5 separate regions of the Homo sapiens genome follow, and all the other regions are linked to region 3. The links are chromatin contacts, found by Hi-C or POLR2A ChIA-PET in ENCODE. All regions are on one chromosome and are shown on one strand. Each heading gives the region's core, a stretch centred on a gene start or an enhancer-like site at or near the end of the contact. The rest is flanking DNA. Distances are from core to core; before and after follow the strand shown. Region 1 holds the start of OSM (oncostatin M). Region 2 holds the start of AP1B1 (adaptor related protein complex 1 subunit beta 1). Region 3 holds the start of ASCC2 (activating signal cointegrator 1 complex subunit 2). Region 4 holds the start of CASTOR1 (cytosolic arginine sensor for mTORC1 subunit 1). Region 5 overlaps TBC1D10A (TBC1 domain family member 10A).

What was found. Hi-C counts contacts between places; a loop is a spot of excess contacts on that map. ChIA-PET counts read pairs that join two places held with the same protein, here RNA polymerase II (POLR2A). Pooled maps may share reads with other maps.
Region 1: a pooled map shows a loop between it and region 3 (18-fold over the local background). The contact joins the promoter of OSM here to the promoter of ASCC2 in region 3. A Hi-C loop is called at or near these places in 4 of 37 single-sample maps with no recorded cell type and 9 of 50 pooled maps. POLR2A ChIA-PET finds 5 or more read pairs at or near these places in 1 of 52 experiments (WTC11).
Region 2: a loop to region 3 is called in a map of CD8-positive, alpha-beta T cell, with 26 times the contacts of the local background. The contact joins the promoter of AP1B1 here to the promoter of ASCC2 in region 3. A Hi-C loop is called at or near these places in 2 of 168 maps with a recorded cell type or tissue (CD4-positive, alpha-beta T cell and CD8-positive, alpha-beta T cell), 4 of 37 single-sample maps with no recorded cell type and 11 of 50 pooled maps.
Region 4: a loop to region 3 is called in a map with no recorded cell type, with 9 times the contacts of the local background. The contact joins the promoter of CASTOR1 here to the promoter of ASCC2 in region 3. A Hi-C loop is called at or near these places in 1 of 37 single-sample maps with no recorded cell type and 5 of 50 pooled maps. POLR2A ChIA-PET finds 5 or more read pairs at or near these places in 1 of 52 experiments (AG04450).
Region 5: a loop to region 3 is called in a pooled map, with 4 times the contacts of the local background. The contact joins the enhancer-like site here to the promoter of ASCC2 in region 3. A Hi-C loop is called at or near these places in 3 of 50 pooled maps. POLR2A ChIA-PET finds 5 or more read pairs at or near these places in 2 of 52 experiments (AG04450 and CD4-positive, alpha-beta T cell).

Annotation. Positions count from the first base shown.
Region 1 is chr22:30,265,470-30,268,207 of GRCh38, forward strand. It overlaps OSM (oncostatin M), which reads right to left and starts at 1,382. Exons shown (of 3, transcript NM_020530.6): 1 at 1,297-1,382. The coding sequence starts at 1,330. RefSeq lists enhancers at 546-625, 686-785.
Region 2 is chr22:29,387,129-29,389,828 of GRCh38, forward strand. It overlaps AP1B1 (adaptor related protein complex 1 subunit beta 1), which reads right to left and starts at 1,442. Exons shown (of 23, transcript NM_001127.4): 1 at 1,296-1,442. It also overlaps a transcript of RFPL1 not described here.
Region 3 is chr22:29,837,024-29,839,723 of GRCh38, forward strand. It overlaps ASCC2 (activating signal cointegrator 1 complex subunit 2), which reads right to left and starts at 1,251. Exons shown (of 20, transcript NM_032204.5): 1 at 1,155-1,251. RefSeq lists an enhancer at 1,524-1,583.
Region 4 is chr22:30,288,158-30,290,857 of GRCh38, forward strand. It overlaps CASTOR1 (cytosolic arginine sensor for mTORC1 subunit 1), which reads right to left and starts at 1,348. Exons shown (of 9, transcript NM_001037666.3): 1 at 1,228-1,348; 2 at 549-619. The coding sequence starts at 1,340. RefSeq lists silencers at 1,006-1,085, 1,286-1,725 and an enhancer at 2,606-2,665.
Region 5 is chr22:30,304,319-30,307,018 of GRCh38, forward strand. It overlaps TBC1D10A (TBC1 domain family member 10A), which reads right to left. Exons shown (of 9, transcript NM_031937.3): 2 at 213-312. Among named protein-coding and RNA genes, the nearest start is that of CASTOR1, 16 kb to the left of the region's middle. RefSeq lists an enhancer at 358-857. Within about 2 kb of position 1,338, at least 36 of the 41 ENCODE cell types and tissues checked have a DNase peak (open chromatin) inside an H3K27ac peak, as active enhancers do; they include CD4-positive, alpha-beta T cell, where a contact is called at or near this core.

The DNA.
Region 1 (2,738 bases), core at 132-2,631, 430 kb after region 3:
TCTAACCTCGGGAGCTGACTCTCTGCAAGGTGGGACTGGCTCCCTGCAAGACCACTGGGCTAAAGACCGGCCACTGCCCTAGGACCTGCCTTGTCAGCTGCTCTGGCCATCCAGGTAGATGGGCCTGAGAGGGCTTCAGGGCAGGCAGCCCGGGAGCAGCTTGTGTCCTCAGCTCTGTCTAGAACCAGGAGAGGCTGCCTTTTCAACCAGAGGTGCAGCCTGGAACAGATGTGGAAGACCTTCCAGTCCATGTCCCCACTTTCCTGACAGGTAAACCAAGTCTCAGGAGAAGGTCCTACTCAGGTCACACAAGGCCAGGGCTCTCCCCTGACCTCTCTTGCCTCCCTCCTCTCTCCATAAGTGGCTCCTTCTGTCAGGCCCACCAGGGATGCTGTGAGCCTGTCAGAAGGTGTTGGGGGCGGGTACAGTTACCGCTCACCACCACCCCCAACGGGGCACCGGCAGCCACGTGGTCGGAAGGGGCCTATGGCGCAATGGCCCGGAAGGCAGTGACACCATCGTTCCCGTCCTAAGAACCATCCGGCCCTTTGGGGAAGACTGGCTGTTGGGGAGGGCCAAGGGGCCAGGCACCCAGGCTTAGCGACCCCACGGCACCCTCGCCGCCTCCCCAGGTATCTGCTGCCGGGCTCTGGCAGGGGCCTGTGCCTGTGGCAGCGCACGTGGGACTGGGGTTTCTGTGTGGCTGTGCATCTGGGTCTGTGTGCGGCGTGAGGGAGACCTGTTCCGTTCACCATGGGGACTCTGGTCTGCATGTGGGGGTTCCTGGGCTGGTGAGATCCAGGGCTGTAGATGACGTCATATGGCTGTGTGCGCATGTGGCCATGTGGGTGTGGCTGTGCATGCTGTGTGATTGTGTGGGCCCTGGGGCCCCCAGGCCTGGCTGACTTTCTATTCATCCCGGGCAAGCTGGAGGCCCCACAACCCCTCCACACCTCACACCACTTCCCTGCCCAGCTTCTGAGCCTCCCTCTCCTGCCCAGCCTCTTTGCCCATCCTATTCTCTCACCCCCTGGTTCCCAGAGTTGCCTCTACATCTTGACATCACCTCCCCCTGGAAGCCTTCCAGGGATGCCCCTTCTCTACCTGTGGAGATGCCAGGTTCTCAGTGGACCACTCTCTCTGCCTGACCTCCTGGCTCTCTCCCCTTCTCAGCATCCTTCTGCCTGGCGCCTGGCCTCCCCAGTTCCCGGAGGGCAGAGGGTGCCTCTGCTCCCCACCGGCACCCGTGGGCAGACCCAGCAGGCGGGTTCTGGCGGGGAGGAAGGAAGTACTTACTGAGCAGCGTCCTCTGTGTGAGCAGTACCCCCATGCTGGGTGCCCGTGCTCCGGCCCGCGCCCGCTGGGGGTGACACCTCTCGGCTGGGAGCCCTGCAGGCTGGCAGCCACTTTATGCCCGCTGGGGCGATTGGCCAACACCTCATGAGGTGGGTGGGGATGGGGAGGGGGGAGGGCAGGCCTTCTGGGAACATGACCCCAAAAACCAAAATTTCCACGGGCGGCCAATGGGCGCAGGGCGCGGTGTATGCCCGCTCCTCCTCCTGTTTTCTTCGAATTCGTTCTTCGAGGTCAGCCCTACGCCCAAGGATGATGTAAAACCGCAGCCTCAGCCTTCCTAGGGTGAGTGGGGAGGAAAAGGGTCCATGCCATCTTCAGGGAACTGGGCCAGGGATGGGCAGGAGGGACTTCGAGCTGGGCCTCTGGAGGCCCCAGGCCAGTCTTGGCCCAGGAGCCATTGGCCTCACAGGACACGGTGGTTGGGGGCTGAGGGGAGCGAGACATCTTCCTTCTTGAGTGCCCTTCCTGCCCTCTCGCCGGGGCTGTTGGGACATCTGTGAGCGGAAACCACCGGGCTCTGGGCACAGAGCCAGACGCAGGCTGGCAGCCCCGAGATTGTGGTTCAGGCCCCAGGACCAGCATCCCCCAGCCCGGCTCCCGACGGTCTCCTTTCCCCCATCGTGCACCCTCTGCCAGGCCCACTCCCCAAAGCCAGGCCTTGTCTTTGTAGGCAGGCTCCACTGGGGAGAACTGGACACTTGGAGCAAGAGAAACAGGAGGCCAGGGTTCAAGCCTGCTGAGGTGCTGTGTGACCTGAGGCAAGTCACTTAACCTCTCTGGGCCTCAGAGACCCACAACTATAAAATGAGGAGGAGAAAAGCCTTTCCCAGCCCACCTCACAGGGTTGCTGCCAGCATGGACATAAAAGGAAAAGACCTCTGAAGGAAAAAGCAAAGATGAAGGTCTGATTCCAAGTATTAGCTGTCGAGGGGGCGGGATGGGGGAAGGAGGAGATGGGGAAGCTGTGAGCTCAGAGGGGAAGCCGGGGAGGGGGAGTTGCCGCCTTGACAGTTGGGGACCAGGTTTCACTTTCTCTGAAAGATAGCGATCTTAGGTTGGTCCTCTGCGAAAGGGCCCTGGGAACAGCGCCTCCCTAGTCAAACTGCTACTTTACTGTGGGGTAAACTGAGGCCTGGGTGAAGGCAGACAGGGAGGCCAAGAGGCTGGCCCAGGCCTATAGACCCTGCCTGGTCAGCACATCTCCCAGGCCCAGAGGAGGGTCCTTGGCCTGCACCCTAAGAAGCCCGGGTGGGAGGAGGCCCTCAGGAGTCTGGGGAGTCAGGGTGGGACTCCTGGAGGCTGCCAGGGAGGCCTGAGCTGCTCCAGCTGGAGGGAGCATGGGGTCTGGGGCGCCTGAGCAAGGAGAGCTGGGGCAGCCAGAA
Region 2 (2,700 bases), core at 192-2,691, 450 kb before region 3:
CCTAAAGTCAGGAAAATCTTAGACTCTTGCCCTGAAAGGTATCACTAATAGCAACAGCCTGTAGGATTGTTTTATCCTAAAGAAAGTAAGTCGAATGCCCCTTATGAAGATCAGACAAAAAGCAATAAGGCTACATCGTGACATAAATCCAAATAAATACAACGGCAGCTAAAAATCTTTTTTTTTTTTTTTTTTTTGAGACGGAGTCTCACTCCGTGGCCCAGGCTGGAGTGCAGTCGCACGATCTCGGCTCACTGCAACCTCCACCTCCTGGGTTCAAGCGATTCTCCTGCCTCAGCCTCCCAAGTAGCTGGGATTACAGGCGTACGCCACCATGTCTGGCTAATTTTTGTATTTTTATTGGAGACAGGGTTTCACCATGTTGGTCAGGCTGGTCTTGAACTCCTGACCTCACGATCCACCCGCCTCAGCTTCCCAAAGTGCTGGGATTACAGGCGTGAGCCACCATGTCTGGCTAAAAGTCTTAAATATCCCCTACACCCCAACCTTAACTCCAGTCTTTCCTTTGTCTCTGTACTTTGCAGGTCTCTGACAGCCTGGCAGAAAACCTGGCCTTGCCTCTACTACCCGAATGACCTTACATGTGGGATTTAACCTCTCTGTGCCTCAGGGTCCTCATCGATAAAATAGGGATATTTAATCCCCACAAAGGTTGCTGTGAAGTTTAAATGTGTCATTGTAAGGAAAGTGCTTAGCACAGTGCCCGGTACACAGAAGGGACTCGATAGCCACTAGCAAGCATCTCCCTCGTTATTTTGCAGCATTATCACCGGTGTCTCCATTCAGTTAACTTGTCTTAGAGGCTCCAACAAACAAGACCAAGCCAGTGCCTAGCCGGAGGCGGGCGGCACGGGACCGTTTTCTAGTTTTTTTTTCTTTCTTCTTTTTCAACCTTGGCAAAGAGATAACGCCCTGAACAACGAGGAGGCCTCAGGATGGCCATGGAGGTGAGTCCGAAAGAGGAAATCAGAGCCCGAAGAGTTTTCCCTCAGGCCAGTGGGGAATTCCTCGGGGCCTAAGTCCTGTCTCTCCGGGCGGAAGCCCCAGGAGGTGCTGCGGGTATGGGGCGGCCGAGGAACAGGCCGGCGGCCAAGTGGGCGCGAATGAATGAACGAACCCTCAGCCCTTCCTCCTCCTCTGGCTGGGGACGTCGCTCGCGCCCCTGCAGCGCCGCGTCCTCTTCATGACCTCTGACCCCGCAAACCCCTCACCTAGGACCCCTGACCCCTCGCCCCACTTCTTCTCCTGGCTCGCCCGGGTCCCCGCTTCCTCACCCGCAGGTCCCAATAGCTCCCGGCGCCCCGGCTCGGTTCGGCTTGGCACCAAAATGTCCGCGGCCTCCACCTCTCGCTCTCCCGGTGCGTCCGGGCTGCCGGCGGCTCGGAGCCCCGCGGCTGTCACCTGCCGGGCGGAAGTGAGCTGCCCGCGCGCGGGTACTTCCGGTGGACGCAAGGCCTGAAGGCGGGGTCAAGGGTACAACCCTGGCGGGGGTGGTGCCCGTGGGGCGGGGCAAGAAAAGGGGAAGAGCCCAACGGTATTAACCCCTCGGCAGCCGCGGCGCTGCTATGCTGCAGTCTCCCGCAGAGCCCTTGGGAAACCATCCCGCTAGCCAATTCAGCGTGAGGGGGCCGGGCAAGGTCGTAGGGAGTTTGAAGTCCATCTTCTGTGTAAAGACGGCAAATCTGAGGTTCTAAGAGGGGCAGGGTTTTGCTCAAGGTCACTCATTTTTTGTTTGTTTGTTTGAAATAGGGTCTTGCTCTGTTGCTCAAGCTAGAGTGCAGTGGCTCGAAGATCTGGGCTCACTGCACCCTCCGCCTCCCAGGCTCAGGTGATCCTCTCACCTCAGCCTCCCAAGCAGCTGGGACCACAGGTGCGCAGCACTACGCCCGGCTAATTACTTATTATTTACTTATTTATTTTTTGTAGAGAGAGTCTCACTTTATTGCTCAGGCTGGTCTCGAAATCATGGACCCGAGAGATCCTCCCGCCTCGGCTTCCCAAAGTGCTGGGATTACAGAGGGGTCTCTCTCTGTCCAAACTAGGTTTACAGCTCTAGTTTGGACCCCTCCATTCTTAAGATGAGTGACCTTGAGCCAGACACAGTGGCTCATACCTGTAGTCCCAGCTACTCGGGAGCCTGAGGCAGGAGAATAGCTTGAGCCCAGGAGGTTGAGGTTACAGTGAGCTATAATTGCAGCACTGCACTCCAGCCTGGGCGACAGATCCAGACCCTGTCTCAAAAAAAGAAAAAAAATGGCCGGGCATGGTGGCTCACACCTGTAATCCCAGCACTTTGGGAGGCCGAGGCGGGCGGATCACAAGGCCAGGAGATCGAGACCATCCTGGTTAACATGGTGAAACCCCGTCTCTACTAAAAACACAAAATATTAGCCGGGTGTGGTGGCAGGCGCCTGTAGTCCCAGCTACTCAGGAGGCTGAGGCAGGAGAATGGCGTGAACCCGGGAGGCAGAGCTTGCAGTGAGCCGACATCACACCACTGCACTCCAGCCTGGGCGACAGAGCAAGACTCCGTCTCAAAAAAAAAAAAAAAGAAAAAAGAAAAAAACCATCTGCAATCCCACTGACCTAAGACAATCACTTTTAATATTTTGGTGAATATTCTTCCAAACTTGATAGATCATTTGTTTTTTTTTGTTTGTTTGTTTTGAGACAGGGTCT
Region 3 (2,700 bases), core at 1-2,500:
AGCTATGTAGATAAGGCTCATGAAGCTGTGGCAGCATTTAAAAGAGAGACCTGGCTTGAGGAAGAAGTGATGTCAAGGAAGACCTGAGTTTTTGTCTAAAGCACGGGTACAAATTAAGTAGGCAGGGCTGGGCGCGATGGCTCACGCCTGTAATCCCAGCGCTTTGGGAGGCCAAGGCGGGCGGATCACGAGGCCAGGAGATCGAGACCATCCTGGCTAGCAAGGTGAAACCCCGTCTCTACCGAAAAAAAAAAAAAAAATTAGCAGGGCGTGGTGGTGCATGCCTGTAATCCTAGCTACTCAGGAGGCTGAGGCAGGAGAATCGCTTGAACCCGGGAGGCGGAGGTTGCAGTGGGACGAGATCACGCCACTGCACTCCAGCCTGGGCGACAGAGCAAGACCCCGTCTTGGGGGGAAAAAATAAATTAACTGGACAATCTGAACTTTGAGCTCCAAAAGGACAAACAATAATCATGACTATGTCTGTGCCCACCACTGTATTCCCCTGCCAGGCAGGACAGCAAAAGCCAAAAGCTAAGAAAGGGAGGGGGAGCTCCCTACAAGCACCCAATTGCAATATGGCCTGGGAGCATCCCCGGGGCTACTGCTCCCTCAGCCTCTTTGTCATCATTCCTCTAGTCTCTCAATTAAATACTACTCTCCTCAGAGACCTTCTGATGGCTCTGCCTATAGTATCCACTCTCCCAGTTACTGTCATAGCTTTAATGACCTTGTGCATTTGCTTGTCGTTGACCATCTCCTCCCACTAGACTGTAAGCTCCATGAGGGCAGAAGCCTTGTCTGTCTTGCTTTCTTTGTATCCCCAATGTCTAGATCTGTGTCTGGCACATAGGAAGCACTCCACAAATATTTGCTGAACGAATGAATGAACCCTGAGGAAACTGAAGCCCCGGGTGTGAGGACGTGGGGGGATCGTGGCTGGTCCAACGCCACTCTGGGGCCGAACTTCGAACCCGTGGCTCCTGACCCTGGCGGCCAAGTCTCGAGAGGCGGCTCACAACCCCTCAGGTAGCGTAAGCGTGGGCCCCGCAATGGAGGCCAGAGGATGGGAGAGCCAAGGCTGCCCAAGGCATAGCCGCGGCTCCTCCGGGGTCCCTTGCCCTGCATCTGGCAGGGACCAGCCACGCACTCACCTCGGCGGCTCCACCACCGGCTCTGTGCCGCCGCCGCCGCCGCCGCCGCCGACCACGGTGACAGCTCCCTGAGCGCCCGCACTTCCGGGGTCAAACTGCGATTCCGCAGGAGCAGACAGGAAGTCTCGGCCTGGCCCCGCCCCCAGAGCCGAGCAAACTACCGCCGGGAAGCCGGACCCGGGTTGCGCCTCTCTTCTTAAGACTCCGCCCCACACTCGGCGTCTGTAGCCACGCCCCCTTCCCCTCCTATCTCCCTTCCTGCTTAAGCAGAGAATAGGTCAGCTGAGGGCGGGCTGTGTGATTACACCTCTCGGGAAATCCAAGTATGGCACCTGAGAGGACGTCTCGGAATCCCAGGCTTCCACCTTCTGCCCGACCTCCTTAGTCACCGTTTTACATATTTAATCCAGAAGAGAAATTTTAACAAGTCAAAAGCACGAACATAATGTTAAGCAGATGTACAAGTACAGACTGCGATTTCATTTACGGGAAATTCTAGAACAGACAGAACTCATGAGTAGTGATGGTGTTAAAATTGGTGGTTTCCTCTGGGGCTGTGGGCTGGGAGGGGCCACAAGTGAGGCTGGGGTCACCCCCTGTCTTCATCTCGGTGGTAGCCATGTAGATGTGTTCACTTTGGAAAATTCATCAAATTGTACGCTTAAGATTTGTGCATTTTTCTGTATGTATGCAATACAGTTTTGTTCTGTTTTGTTTAAGGAAGTTACAAGTATAGCTATCCTAAGAGAAGGATGCAATTTTTTCTACAGAATGTCTCAGGTAATGTAGGTTTAGTGGTTCCTAAGCCTGACTATGGATCAGAATCATCACAGAAAACTTGTTAAGAACACACATTCCTGGCTTCATCTCAGTGCCTGGTACACAGTAAGAATTCAAAACCAACCACCATCATTATTGGGGTGTTATAGAAGCCCCCGAATGGAGAACACAACCCCACCCTGGGATTGTGAAATATTTCCCAGGACACTCCTGCCAACCCCTGCTATCTGCACTAGGGCTACAAGGAATGCTTAGTTCAGTGCCTGTCTTCAAGGGGCTTACAGGATAGGAAGTGCAAGAAAACCAATAGCAATGAGTCAGTGTGATGAATGCAGGGTGCTAAGGAAATAGGAGAGATGGGCTGTAAACCAGAAATGAGATGAGAGGGGCTGGATATTATATTAGTTTTGTATTGCTGCATAACATATTACCACAAACTTATAACAACACACTGCTTGCCACTTATAACAAACACATTTATTTATTTATTTATTTTGAGACAGAGTCTCACTCTGTCACCAGGCTGGAGTGCAGTGGTGTGATCTTGGCTCACTGTAACCTCTGCCTCCCGGAGGTTACAGTGGGTTCAAGCGATTCTCCTGCCTCAGCCTCCCAAGTAGGCAGGACTACAGGCATGAGCCACCAGGCCCAGCTAATTTTTGTATTTTTAGTAGAGACGGAGTTTCACCATGTTGGCCAGGATGGTCTCGATCTCTTGACGTCGTGATCCGCCTGCCTCAGCCTTCCAAAGTGCTGGGGTTACAGG
Region 4 (2,700 bases), core at 98-2,597, 450 kb after region 3:
CCAGGCTGGCGTCCAGTCCTGAGCTGGGGCCAGGGCCTGGGTGGCTGCTATTCACCCCAGCACAGCCAGGAGGCCTCCAGGACCCTCCCCTGAGATGGCTGCCTGCTCCTGCATTCCTTCCCTCAGACTCCTGGAGTTTCCAGACCAGCAGGGGAGGAGGTGACCCAAACCAGAGAGTAAGACCAGGAGGAAATAATACCCAGGGATTTCTAACAGCAGCACTTGACTGGAATCATAACAGAGGCCCTTCTGCAGGCCTAAGACTGCTGAGTGCCCCTCAGCGGTTTTAAGTTTATAAAGGCCTCATGGGACCCTATGTATCAGAACCATAACTATACCCATTTTACATAAGAGAAAACAGCTCAGAGAGGGAAAGTGATTTGCTCAAGGGCACACAGCCAGGGAGTGGTGGAGTAGGATTCGAACCCCGACCCATCTGCTTTTAAGGCTTAAGCTCTTGGGACGGATCCCAGCAACTGGTGAGAACCCTACAGAAGGGGAGCACGACAAGCCCCTCCCGTACTCCCGTTCCCCAGACCAACCCCCACCTTTAAAGCCCTCCTCGTCCACCATAAGCGTGTAATCCTCAGGGGTCTCCGTCAGGCTGAAGAACTTGCACCTGGTTGGGGGTGGGGAGCATCTTCAGCTTGGTGTGGAGAACTAGGGGTCGGGAGTGGATTTCTCTCCATCTGCCCCGAGACACCCCCGCGACCCTGGGCCGGGCGCCTTCTTGCCCTCTCGGCCTTTAATTTCCAGGCCAATGGGATGTTAGCCCCATCTCGGGGGTTGGGGGCTACTTTCCGGCCTCCCGACCTCTCCAGGAACCCTCCACCCCTCCACTCCTGGAGGGAGGAGAGGTTCACACCCGCGGCGACAGCCCCAGGGGCGTCGGACCTTGGACCCCCTAGTCCAGCCCCTCTGACATGAAGGGAGGCGTCCTGGAAGGAGCTCCCCGCAGTGACCAGGTAGGAATGCCCCCATTTGACACTACTGAGTTAAGCATTGCCCATCCCAGGCTGTTTGCGCTTTGCCCCTGGGAGGGGGCCTCACGGGGCCGGATAGGCGGCGGTCCCCCAGGCCGGATGGCGGCCGGACGGGGAGAGTCCTCCCCACCCGCTCCCGCCCGCCTGCCTGCCTGCCTTACGGCGATCCTAATCCTCCGACCCTGGCCCGGAGCGAGAGCAGAGCCCCCAGCCCCTATCTGCGCTCCCGAACCCGGGCGCGCACCGGCTGCGGCGGGGCAGGAAGAGCAGCTTGATGAGCGGGTGGGTGTAGAGCCAGAGACCGGGACGGGCGACGCTCAGCACCCGCACCCGGTGTTCTAGGATGTGCAGCTCCATCGCGGCTCGCGCGGACCCGACCCCGCCGCCAACTAGACCCAGGCCGCACGGGAGGCGGGGCGGCGGGGGTGGTGCCCGAGCCTTAAAGGAGCCGCTGCGCTGCCGCGTCCACGCCGCCCGCTGCGAGGCTGACCCGCCCAGCCAGGCGCGGCGTCCGGCTCCTTGACGGCCACGCCCCGCGGGAAGAGAAGCCTATTGGGTGGTCACGCCTCCTCCTAACGCCAGAACCTCATCCCGCTTTCCAGCCAGCCCACCGAGACCGCCCCGAACGGCTCCGCCTTTTTTAGTACTGGCTCGGGGATAGACCCCACCCCGTCTGACTCCTCCAGGCCCCGCCCCTGACGCGCCCCCTCCCTGGGCTCCGCCCTTTCCGCGGAAAGCCAGCTGCGCAGCCGGTGGGAGCATCCCGGAGGGGACGTTTCTGTCCTTCTGGCACACACGTGGGTTTCATGATTGAAGTCCTTGAGACAGAAGGGACACGAAACAAACTGGAGCTCGGCTAGGACCAGAACGCTGCCCCCAAATCCCCGGAGCAATGAGAGGCACAGGTCTGCTGTGCAGCGCTGTCCCCCGGGCGCCTTTCGCTCTCCTGCCTCTCATGGCTGCAGGGGGCAGGGCCGCCAACACAGGATTGCGATTGATACCTACCCTTCCCCGCTTGCGAGGGGGCTGACAAATTGAAACCTGGCCTGGTAGCCCCACTTGTTCCTTTCATCCAACTTTCAAAATAGAAGGCTCCTCACCAGGGGCACACAGAGGTAGAATCCTAGCCACCTCTGCCTGAGCGACATACTTTGGGTTAGGGGGCTGCAGGTGGCCAAGGCCTAAGGCTTGAGGTCCCTCGATACCAACAAAACCCGGAAGTGCTTGAGCCAGTAATGCCCAGTGCTCAGACTTTGGTGGGGGAGGCCCTTGCAGCTGAGGTTCAGTGAGTACTCAGACCTCAAGCCTGAAACTTGAGCCCCAAAGCCTGCAGCCCTTAGCTAGCCTGTGCACATCTAAACTTGCTTCAGGTTCAAGGAGGCCCCCGGCACTGGCAGACACCCCAGATCTTATCAGGCCTTCACAGGTCTAAGACCCCCCCAAGGCTAAGCAGGCATCAGCATGTCCATGTTGGCTCCATGCAGGGCTGAGAATGCTCCAGGGGACCCTTGCCTGGCCTGAGCACCCTGAGGCCTCAGATGTGAGGCTTTGAACCAAGTAGACTAAAGCAGGCCTCAGGCCTGATTGGGACCCAGCAGGCCTAAGCAGGCCCTCTGCCTGCTCTGGAGCCCCCACCATAGGCAGATGGAAGCCAAGCTAAGCCTCCTCCCTGGACTCTCGGGCTTGACACATTCCTGTGAAACACTATGTAGCCACC
Region 5 (2,700 bases), core at 88-2,587, 470 kb after region 3:
TGTTCTGCATGAATCTGAAGTCATTGTGTTAGGGCCCAACCTTCCCCCTGCCTTCAAGCCAGCTTCTGTCCTGCACTGGCAGTTGGAGGACACCTAAGGCATCTGGCAGTTATAGAAGCCTCTGCTTTCCTAAGCTGATGAAGTTCCTCCCTCTTCCTCCTCCTCCCCAAGCTGCCAACTCCCAGCCCAATACCTGAGGCCAGGCCCCTCACCTTTTTGTGCTTCTTGGCCATCCATTTGTCCCAGTTGTTGAGCATGTCCAGCCACTTGGACTCCCTCTGCCTCAGCACCTCCAGGGGTACTTCCTCCAGCCTGTGGAGCAGAGGGCAGGGCCTGTGAGAGGTGCCAAGGGAAGCAAAGGCCCTGGCTTCATTCCCAGCCGCCAGCCTGGTCAGACCTCCATTCTTCCTGCCTACCATCCCTGCTGTTCCCTTCAGGACTGCTACCTCGGACCATCCTATTGCAGATGAGAGGGAACACGCCACCTCCCCATCCACCGCCTCAAGGCATAAGCTAGAGAGACAGCAGGTGGTTCAAGTGCCTACTTCCCTAATGTGGCCAGGACCCATGGTACCTCTCTGAGGCAGAGGCTGAGTGAGTGTCTGCATCTGTGCAGCAAAGCAAAGCATTCCTGTCCTGGGTCTGCCTTAGTCAATAAGCCTCTTCAGAGGGCCGGTGTACAAGGTGCAGAGTTGAACACAAAAACTAGTCAAACGAGTACAGAAATAATATGCTCACCTCTTTACTTGAGCCAAACTCATTACTCAGAGTTTCCCCAATTATGCCCTGGCCCTTTCCCTCTCAGCCTTTATTCATGCCAGTAACTTTGCTGGAATGCTTCCCAAATCGTCTCCACCCATCAAAATCCTACACACACTTCAAAGCCCCATCAAATACCACTTCTTCTATCTGTAGATCTACTGACTGGGCAGCTAGCACAACTGTGTTGCAGTGTTCTAGGGCGAGGGCCTCTGGATGGGTTATGGGGATGCCGTCCCATGATTAAAACAAAGTCTTGACCCTCATGGAGTTGATATTCTGGTGGGCACTGAATGTGGGGAAAACACCTCAGCACCAAGGTGCTTTTTTCTGCTTTCTTAACAGAATAAGGTATTAATGACAGACAAGGAAACAGGCTTAGAGAGGTAAGATACTCAGGAAAGGTATCTTGCTTAGCGTTCAATCAGTGGAAAAACCCAGACTCAAATACAAGTCAGGTCCCAGCCAAGAGCCAGCACACAGTGCTGCCTGACCTCTCAGAAAGGAGCACAGAGTCGGAGGCAGCTCAGAGGAGGTTCTCAGGAACAGGACACAGTGGGGCTGGGGCTTGGCCCAGGCCTGAGTCTCTGATCCTCTCTCTGCCGGAAGGAAATGTGCTACTGTGACTTTTACTGGTTGGAAGAGCAGAGGGAGGGGCCCTGGCAGAGCTGAGGCCTCTAAGACACAAAAGGGAAGGTCTTCTTCAGTGCATTTTATCTGGGGAAGTGCCCAGGCCTGAGAGTAGCCTTGGAACTGAACGTCTGAGGAAGGACTACAGCCCAGGCAAAGGAGGCCCCCTCAACGCACTGATACAAGGCACCCCACCTTGAACTGCTGCCCCTCTCACCACCTAAAGGCAGAACTAGGGCATGAGTTACTCCTTTCTTTGCCTTTCCTGATAAAAGCAAAGCAAGGACCACGCCTTTACAAAAGGTCAGGTAATTTACAAAGGGATATGTATCTCCGGGCAACCCCCAAACATCCCAGGAGCAGAAACTAAGGGCCCACACCTCCCAGGCCATGATACCTTCCACCACCTATAATGCACTGCTTATGCAACAAGTCAGAGGAACAGCCTTCTAGTTAACCAGTCAGAAGGGTGCCCAAACTGAGTCAACAGGAAGTTCTGGCAGTTATGGATGTAGATAATGGCTAATCCAATATCCCCACTGCACAGATGAAGAAACTGAGGCTTACAGAGGGCAAGGTTTTCACTTGAGATTACCAGTTTCCAAAGAACTCACAGGTGATTAAATATGTCTATCTGATACCTCAACCCTCAGTCTGGCTTTATTGATAAAATCTAACTGCAGGGACTCAAAGATGCCCATTCTCCCAACTGCAGATACACAGAGGAACATGTTAAATTCAGAGTTCTTTTAACTGATGCCAGATAACAGCTTTGGCAGTTTCAAACCCCCAATGTCAAACCTCAAACCGGAACTTCAGAAGAGTACAAAACAAACTACCATATTTCCTGGATTCTAAGACACCACTGATTTTAAGCTACACCATTGATTTGGCAAGATCTTCTCAGAAACAAACAAAAAACCCACTACTACTTTAACTGTGCATGTCAATTGAAAGATCTGTTTTGATTTTTTAAATCCTAAATTAGGAAAATTTTAAGGCAATATGGCCATCTGAATGGCTTTTCCTTTAACAGCAGAGGAGTTTAATCTACCTGGAGATGGTGAGAAGGAAGACACTGGAGGTCTGGCTGTACCCAGCACTCAGCGTACCACATGCTCTCTAACTGCAGGTAGATGTCTCTAGGCACAGGATATACTCCTGAAACATTGCAGGCTATCTATTTTTTTTGTTGTTAAATCAGAAGAGTCACATATCCTTCAATTAACTCAGTCAGGATCTTAGAAAACATCTGATCCAACTGCTGTCTGATATAGAAATCCTTTCTACATTAGGCAAGTCCCCTTTCTT